Linked DNA regions of Homo sapiens: all the other regions are linked to region 2. Evidence: chromatin contacts called from ENCODE Hi-C or POLR2A ChIA-PET data. All regions are on one chromosome and are shown on one strand. Each heading gives the region's core, a stretch centred on a gene start or an enhancer-like site at or near the end of the contact. The rest is flanking DNA. Distances are from core to core; before and after follow the strand shown. Region 1 holds the start of CDH2 (cadherin 2). Region 2 holds the start of CDH2-AS1 (CDH2 antisense RNA 1). Region 3 overlaps CDH2 (cadherin 2).

Region 1 (3,111 bases), core at 546-3,045, 260 kb before region 2:
ATGCTTGTGACTCAAACTTGTAAAGTCTCTCACTGTGTTGCACTTGAAGTTCATGCCTTAAAGGAAGCCAGCAGAAATCCTTTACGTGGTGAGAATTCTGTATCAGTCATTTTATCTTTTATATAATCCTATTTTCTCAAGTTCCGGCTTTTAGTTTCTCTCTTTTTTAAAAATTGTTGTTAGGGGTGGTAGGAGAGGGTAAAAGTACCCTGAAACTGTTGGCCCCAAATGTGAACAGTACCACTAACAGGTAGTAATAGAAATAGAAAACGGGAGATTTCAAATAAAATAACAAACATGCACTCTCAAACTCCCAGAGGGGACAAAAGAAAACAAAACAAGAACACAAAAACTTGGGCTGTTCCAGTACATCCTCAAGGGTGGGAGCTGAAGGTGCGAGCTCCAGAGAGGAGCCGCGGCCTCCGCCCTCCCCCGCCCGCAGGTGGCTCCCGGCGAGCGCCTCAGACAACAATAGCTAGGATGAGCTTGGCCTGCGTCCTTAGTTTGCTGTGTCTGCCCCTGCCAGGAAAGATTACCCATCTCCAAAGAATGACAAAATAAAGAAGCGTACGTTAGGCTCCCAAGGAGACACCGCCCCCCCTTCCCCACCATTCTTCATCTCCATTAGATTCCCTACCGCGGACCAAAGATGAACCTGCTACCAATCAAGTTCCTGCCCAAGTTATTTTATTTCCCGCAGCCCCTCCACCTGCCGGGGCGGTGCTCGGCGCACTCTAGGCTTCCCTCCGGCGACCCCCCGCGGGCTGCAGCAAAATACGGGGCGCTTCGGCGGGGCGGGGGCGGGCGGCTGCCGCGGATCCGGCCGGCTACAGCCGCAGCTTGGTGGCCTCCGATTGGCCACGACGCGGGCGGGGAGGCTCGGCGGAGGAGGGAGGCGGGGGCGAGGGCGGCGGCGGCGGCGGGAGGAATAGGAGAGGGGAGCGGGCCGCGCAGCCAGGCAGCGCGTGGGGCGAGCGCGGGGAGAGCGGCGGCGGCTCGCCCAGGTCGCGCAGCGGAGGCCGAGCGGGGTGCGCGGTCGGCGACGGAGGGCGGCGCGCGCGAGTGAGCGGCGCAGGGCGAGGACCGGCGGGCGGGTGCCGGTGCGCGGGCAGCAGGGGCGGCTGCGGCAGCAGCTGCGCGGGACGGAGCCGCGGCGGGAGAGACCGCGCCGGCCCCTCGCCTCACCCCCTTGCGGCCGAGGCCGGAGAACAGTCTCCAACTCGCCGGGGGACCGGAAAGAGGAGCCGAGAAGCGCCCCTCGGCCCCCACGCAGCGGAGGCGCGGAGTGGCGGGACTGCTGCTCTTTGTGGGTGCAGCACGCACGACCCGGAGCGCCCTCCCCGCGGCGCTGTCCCCGGCGTCTTCGTCGCGCCGAGCGGCCCTGGAGCGGGGACCCGGAGGAAGCAAAACCACGAGCCCGAAACCTCGCGTGGCGGAGCTCTTGGGGAGCGCCATCCGCTCCACTTCCACCTCCACATCCTCCACCGGCCAAGGTCCCCGCCGCTGCATCCCTCGCGGCTTCCGCTGCGCTCCGGGCCGGAGCCGAGCCGCCTGCGCTGCCACAGCAGCCGCCTCCACACACTCGCAGACGCTCACACGCTCTCCCTCCCTGTTCCCCCGCCCCCTCCCCAGCTCCTTGATCTCTGGGTCTGTTTTATTACTCCTGGTGCGAGTCCCGCGGACTCCGCGGCCCGCTATTTGTCATCAGCTCGCTCTCCATTGGCGGGGAGCGGAGAGCAGCGAAGAAGGGGGTGGGGAGGGGAGGGGAAGGGAAGGGGGTGGAAACTGCCTGGAGCCGTTTCTCCGCGCCGCTGTTGGTGCTGCCGCTGCCTCCTCCTCCTCCGCCGCCGCCGCCGCCGCCGCCGCCTCCTCCGGCTCTTCGCTCGGCCCCTCTCCGCCTCCATGTGCCGGATAGCGGGAGCGCTGCGGACCCTGCTGCCGCTGCTGGCGGCCCTGCTTCAGGTACGCGGCGGTCCCCGCGGGCCGGGCCACGGGCGGGGTGGGGCGGGCGGCGCCGGGTCCCTTTGTTCCCCGCGCCGCTGCGGGGCCGGGCTGCGCACCCGGGAAGGGAGGTGCCACGCCGCGCCGCGCCGCGCCGCGCGGCCGGTAGCTGCGCAGGCATCGGGCTCCGTCCGGGCGCCGGGGCAGGGTTGCCGGGGCCAGTAGGTCTCTCGCGCCTTTCCTGGCGGGGCTCTAGGGGCTGGATTGCGGGTCCCCTCTGCTCCTTCTTCGGGGCCGAGCAAGCTCGCGGGGGGTGTCCCCAGGCAGCAGGAGGGTGAGGCAGGATAACTCCCAGGTTTTGCAGTTTTCTGTGCCTTTCGCCCCTCGCATAGTACTTTGCTCCAATTTTTTTGTTTATTTCTGCAGGGATGGGTCGCGAGTTTACAGTAGGAATTCTCACTCTGGTGTCTTAGTTACGGGACTTGCCTCCACCTTACCCCACCCTGCACCCGTGCGCCTCCCGGTGCTCAAGGGCTCTACTGTCCTATTGTCTTTATCCCAGTCTGGAGTTGCCTCCTTTTCTTCTTCTCTTGCCCTCACAATATTCTGTGTTCGTCCCACCTGGAAAGAAAATCTGGCCCTCTTGCCCGGAGGAGTCTCTGCCGGTCAGCGCCTGCCTGTAGAACGAGTCTGGCCTCTCACGCCTAGTATCTCCCCCGGGCGAGAAGTTCCGTTACGCGGCTGCTCCTTTCTCTGTCCGGCTGCCTGTGCCCTATATGCGCCCCGGGGGCGCCTTTGCCTGGAGCCTTCCGTACTTTTCATACCCTCGGGAGAGAGCCAGCGAGCCTTTTCATTTAATCTCTACTAAGAGGCTCCTCCGCGGCAGGAAGCACCTGCTCCAGTCCGGGCGCAGGTTCCCTCGCCACTGCACGCTGCGGGTTCCCAGCCCGGGGGCAGCCCAACTTTCCGCCGCCTCCAACCCGAGGATGCCCCCAGGCTCCTCCCGACCAGCCAGCCCAGGCCTGGAGGCCACTTCACACAGCCTCGGCCGGGACCCTCTAGCTGGGCGGGTGCAGTGCCCTGGTCCCAAGTCGGTCTCCGCCTGCCGTGGGGTCCCTCGAAGGTTGCGGGAAAGGGGCGTGCCCACCCTCGCCGCGGGGCAGGAAAATC
Region 2 (3,046 bases), core at 141-2,640:
TTTTATTGTCCAACCATGTGTACCATTATTTTTTTCATTCAGAGAACGAGTTCACCAAAGTATACGCCACGCTGCCTTCAGGCATTCATGCCTAAGCGGCAGGAATTAATTGTGAGAATGTTCTGCCCAATTGATACCATGCTGTGGTTGCTCAATACTTATTTAAAATATCCACAAAACTTGCTTCTTTGCTTTGACATTTGAACCAGATATATAATGTTGGGCAAGTATTTTGATTCCCATACATCTACATGCCAAAGCTGAAAAATAAGGGACCTATTTTTCCCTCAGAAATGCTTCATGCCTGTATCAAAATACCAAGTTACCATGGTGATAGCTACTCTTGTAAATAGGGCAACTCTACCCCCCTATAGAAGCAAATGTAACACAAAAGGGAGGCAAAATAAGCTCTGAAATAGGGGACAAAAGAGCCTCGGGGAAAAATCTCCAAAGAGAACGAGATAAAGCCTGTTTCAGATAAAAGTCTTGGAAGGTGACAGGCATCCCCCATTGCTCCTCCTTAGAGACCATAGCATAAGCAGACAGGGGTAGGACCTTGAATATATGTGGCGAGGGGATTATGCAGTGCCCACACAGGGAGGTGGTGTTTGCTGAGCACAGAGAAACTGAAGTATTAATCATCACCATAATAACTAACATTCGCTGAGGGCCTATTCTGGGCCAAGCACCATGCTACAGGCTTTATGTGCACTAACTCATTCCACCCTCATAACACTTCCGTGAGGTAGATCGTAAGGCTATTAAGGAGACAGGCCGGAATTCCACGTCGTGCACTTAATCTCTTCACTGTACTGCCTGAAGAGTCATGAGAAAGGAATTTGAAACACCAAAGGGGGAGAAACTGGCTCTATCTTTATCTTTAGAATCAGAGTATGAAAAAGAAAGGAAGCTGATGATCAGAAAAATCAGGCCGGATCAGAGCTCCCGATCGCCCTAAGCACCGTCTAGTCCCGGGAATGGCCAGCCAGTCTGGATGGGAGAGGACACCCGCAGGGGAACCCCGGGAGCAAGTTATGGAGAAAACTCGCCGTCAGGGCAGGAGAGGAAAAGCTTCTGCCAACCGATTCTTTACTGAAACTGAGGGGTGTGTGCATATCATTTGTTTATTTGGGTGAAAGTAGCACTGGCTCTGCTCCTGTTGACTCTCAGCTATACGTCTTCTTTAGTGAACTTGTTAGCCATTTCATTTTAGTAAAATTTCAACAAATTAGTACCTTCAGGGGGATGACCTTGTGGCTTTCACGGCCATCTTCTTCACCTGTTTGAAGCAGTCTTGATTTCCTGCTGCCTCTAGGCTGCTGGCTGTGTGAAGAAAGGGGAAGCTTTCATAGGAAGCCTTCCACGCAGGCTAGAAGAAAGGTGGGAACTCAGGGCAGATTTTGGGAGATGGTGCTGAAAAAGGCGGGCCTACCGTGAGGCTCGGCCCCGCCCTGTGGCTGAGAGGACTCAGAAAAGAGCCCTAGCTTAGCAGAAACAGAATGGCTCTCAGAGACACATTCGGGACAGCAAACCTTAACCAGCCTTCAACGTTGTACTGCTAGGAATTATAAAGTGTTGTTTGTTAAAATGTCAATGCCATAACTTATGCAGACAAATGAATATTGTCCCTCAAGATAGGTTCTTTGGAAGTTTATATGCTCATTTTAACAAAGGTCCCATTGGTGCAAAGTCCTTCTTAAATGTCCTGTGGAGCAGTAGCAATCATTTGTAATCATGCCTCATGTTTAGCTCAGAATTCCATTAACCAGATTCAGCACCCATTTTAATCACTATACCAAATGCTACGTAACTTTCTTTTTGAAAATCAAACCCACTGTCAAAGAACTAAGGTTATTCTCTGAGGATTTTCCTGAATGTGTTGTAAGCTCTGAGTACAATTCCAAAAGAGGAACTCCAAAAGCATTTGATGAAGGGTCAGCATCAATGGGAAATGTGACCTCTAAAGAGGACTGCTTTAATGCAGTCTGTACTCACACGGGCGTGTATAATTTGGTAGACTTAAAAGCAATCAACTCTCTTGGAATAATGTCCTAAATAATGAAAACAATATAAAGCAAATTCATGGCTAATTGTACTTTTCTTGTGGAAGAGTTTTTTTGTGAGTTTGCTTTAATGCAAACTTTTCAATGGAGACTTTGCTTTTGGAAACCATATTATTGAAGAAAAAAACTTACAAAGAAAATTCAGACTTGCATTCATTCAAACTTGTGGAATTAAACATGTTTGCCTACATCAATCAGTATTAAATTCCTCAAGGAATAACTTCAGTGATAAAACTGTCATCAATTACTTTGATCCATGAACTCATGTGTAGTCATTTTCTAGGGACATCCAGAGCCATGAGCCATTGTGTTGCTCGTGGATATTCTGTGGTCCATTTTGTGCATTTAGTTATATGCACGTTGACTAAAATTGTGTGCATCTTATTTAAGCAATATGTTAGTTTTTTGAGAGTATCGCATTATCTACGAATGCTAATCATCTGGGAAGGAGTCTGAAATTTTAAGCATAATTAGTCAAAAGCAAAACTATGAGTCAATTACCAACACAAGTAATAAAAGTGAAATAAAATATGTTTTTCTTTATTATTACTGTTCCCCTGATATATATATATATACCCTGATATATATATACATATATATATACCCTGATATATATATACATATATATATACCCTGATATATATATACATATATATATACCCTGATATATATATACATATATATATATATATCATTCATTTCTTTATATATATATATAATTTTGGCTTTTCTATAGTTCTTTGCTATTTGATATAAAAATTTTGATTGATAATAAGGCTTACCCATGGCAAATTTAACTGGATCAATATTTGCATGATTTAATTTTATCTTAATTGGGTATCTTGAGACTCACTGCAGGTTTTTTTTTTTTCTCAATATGTGCCAAGAAGTACTCTTTCCCATTTGTTCTTCTTAAGATTGTATCCACAGGCAGAAAAAAAAAAAAATCCAACTGCTCCCCTTTCTCCATTGATACCACACTC
Region 3 (2,830 bases), core at 254-2,753, 190 kb before region 2:
TTCCTGTAAAACAAGGTTTGAATGACTAATTAGAAGATATTTATAAGAGCCTACATACTTCATGGTAGTAAAGGTTATTGGCTTATTAAAAAGATGATCATGAGAACTATAATGTAGTTTTAAGAAACTTTCTTTTAGAAAACCTGCCTGTTAACTTATTTTAAGTGCGTTTGAAGTTATGAGTGAAATTTTACATAAACTTCACAGCCTTTTGCTGAATCCACCACCTCGGTGCCTCCTTCAAAGGAATTTGAGTCGGCCTCTTTACTGGCCATTTGGTATCATCTCTGCTGTGAGCCAGACAGAATCTTTTTCCACTCATTCAGATCATGGTGTGGAATTCTGTGGGCAAGACATCACTAACCCATTTTAGGACAGTGAAAACAGCAAGTCAGAAGGTTTTATTTTGGTTCAGTGAATTTGCCTGTGACCGTGGAGCTAAAATATGAAACAAACCAGCTCTGGAGACACAGAGTCTTGCATTTATAGTGGGGGTGATTAGATAAGTGGTCTGCTGGTGACATGGACGTGATTCATGCTCTATCTGCTGATGACTAAACTTTCCAAATACTTTCAGTGTACTGATAGTACATTTCTTAAATGCTAAATATATCTAACTGTTAACAGCTAATTGTCTGTCGGGCTCATTGTCTGTTACCCTTAAATGCTAAGGTCAGACTGTCCTTCTAGTTTTGTAGATAGAAGAATATGTGTGGCAGAGGCCAGGGAAGAAAATCTATAAAAAATGAGGGTATACTTGTAAAAGTTTGTTAGTTTAAAATTTTGAAAGTAATTATTTTAACTGCAGTTTAAACTGTTTACATTTTTTTCTTGTTATTTATTCTTATTCAGTTCAGAACAGAATCATAGAACTTTACATCTGAGAAAAAAAACTTGAAAGATCATGTGTTTCAAGCTCTTAATCTTTCCCTGTTGCATATTAGTATACTGGGTTTAAACAGGTGAATGACATTTTCAATCTTTATGCTAATTGATAGCATGGGTTAACGCAAAATTTGGCACTCTGACATTGAGGTTGAGTGTTCTTTCTGCCAGGGTTTGACTTCACTCAAAAGTTTCAGGTTGATCAAGACATCTGGGAACTCAGTGTTTTGAATTTCAGAGAGCCGGCACCTGCCTCTCTGATTCTCAGTTCATTTATAAAATGCTAGGTCTTGGATAGATCGTTTCTAAGATTATCGTTTTGCTCCCACAAATTATAGGACGGAGTGCTTTCCTTCTTTTTCTTTGATGTGGACAACATTCTTACCTCGAATACATGTTTTCAGTCTTTTAAAAAGCCACTTCTGTTCCAAAGTTATGCTAACTAATATTGAAAATCCAGATGAAATTTCATTGCTTGGGGGTTTGGGATTGGGGTCACGTATGCACGTGCTACACCCATGCCTCGAAATATCTCTGTCTAGGTCAGCAAGTGGGCTCCGGGACAGAGGAGAAGGCTGAGGCTAAGCTGCGGAGGCTTTGAGGTTTGATAATAGAAGTCCTCCTCTGTTGTTTTCTTCCCTGGCAGCATTTGATTTGCCTCTTTCCAATGCCTGTAAGTAGGCCAGGGGCGCCACTGCAGACTGGGCTTGGGAGTCGATAGGAGAGCTGATAAGAACTCTCTTTTTGCAACACTGAGCAAGAAGGCCCATCTTCCATGACTCTGCACAGACCGATGGCTGGATGGGCATTTTCTTTCTTTTTCAGCCTCTTTCCTTTCTCATGCTAACCTCATTTAGCTTGATGTACTCCGAGTCCTGCTTGATCTAGAAGTGGACCCCGGAGAGAGCGTGGCTTGGCGAAGAGAACCAACAATTTAGAGAATAGTGGTTTGGGTTCTATAGCCATCTTTGTCCTGTGCAGCTGGATACCTTTGGCCACATCTTACCACCTCTCTTTGGCCTCCATTGCAGCCTATATAGATATAGGTGTCTTTTTCATTTGAATTCTTGTTGCAGTAAATAACATATTCACTTTAGCAATTACAGTATGCATTGATTTCACGATCATTAATTTCTTTCTTTTAGTGGCAAAAAGAAATCCTCAGTCTACTTTTAGTTTCCCAAAAGCATCTATATTCATGATCCCACTTCTCATGACTCCTGCTATTGCTTAGGTAGATTGGCCCAGTAGCTTGCAGAACAGAGTCGTTATTTCAGGCATGAGGAACAAAAGCAAAGGCTTTTGCAATGAGAATTGGCCATTGCTGTGTGCATTTGGCCGCAGTCAACTGACTTCTTTTCTTGGTCTGTCTGCATTACTCCCTTTTTCCTAAATTTGATTCTGACTGAATTCCTGGCTGAAGTGGCTGCAGCAGTCTCTTACTCCTGGCCTTAACTCAGCATCTCACAAAGGGCTCAGGTTCATTCTCAAGAAATAATTTATGCAGTGAAAGCATGTGGCTGACAGAGGGTCCCATGTAGGGAGACACTGTTTTGTTATGTTAGTCTTTGGCTGCAACTAAAGCAAAGCAGAATTAACTACGGGATAATGCTAAACAGCGGAGATAACAGCAGAGGTCCCTGTATGTAATTAGTACAGCATGAGTGTGTTCTCATTTCATGTGTTTACATGGGCAACACCAAGTTCTTAATTCAGAAAGGGAATAAACTCCTAAGTGTGTTGGGTTATTGCCTCTTACCTCAGAAAAGGACACCATATGGCCTTGTATTTGTATGCTCTTGCCATGACAATTCCTTCTGTCAAAAGTGATTTTCTCCAAAAGTATGGTATGTACATTCTTGGGCAGTCATTCAAAAAAGGAAAGGAATAGCCTTTGTTAACCCGCATTTTTGAAAGTACTATTTTGGCATATGAAAGAGGAATC

The links. A loop is a pair of places that touch in the nucleus more often than their neighbours do. ChIA-PET counts read pairs that join two places held with the same protein, here RNA polymerase II (POLR2A).
Region 1: a map of PC-3 shows a loop between it and region 2 (5-fold over the local background). The contact joins the promoter of CDH2 here to the promoter of CDH2-AS1 in region 2. A Hi-C loop is called at or near these places in 1 of 168 maps with a recorded cell type or tissue (PC-3). POLR2A ChIA-PET finds 5 or more read pairs at or near these places in 4 of 52 experiments (AG04449, HEK293, PC-9 and 1 more).
Region 3: a loop to region 2 is called in a map of PC-3, with 2.0 times the contacts of the local background. The contact joins the enhancer-like site here to the promoter of CDH2-AS1 in region 2. A Hi-C loop is called at or near these places in 2 of 168 maps with a recorded cell type or tissue (Calu3 and PC-3).

Annotation. Positions count from the first base shown.
Region 1 is chr18:28,175,814-28,178,924 of GRCh38, reverse strand. CDH2 (cadherin 2) reads left to right here and starts at 1,795. Exons shown (of 16, transcript NM_001792.5): 1 at 1,795-1,962. The coding sequence starts at 1,903.
Region 2 is chr18:27,919,938-27,922,983 of GRCh38, reverse strand. CDH2-AS1 (CDH2 antisense RNA 1) reads right to left here and starts at 1,390. Exons shown (of 4, transcript NR_199051.1): 1 at 1,236-1,390. RefSeq lists enhancers at 508-1,707, 1-2,043.
Region 3 is chr18:28,109,867-28,112,696 of GRCh38, reverse strand. All of the region lies in intron 2 of CDH2 (cadherin 2), which reads left to right. Among named protein-coding and RNA genes, the nearest start is that of CDH2, 66 kb to the left of the region's middle. Within about 2 kb of position 1,503, at least 4 of the 41 ENCODE cell types and tissues checked have a DNase peak (open chromatin) inside an H3K27ac peak, as active enhancers do; they include PC-3, where a contact is called at or near this core.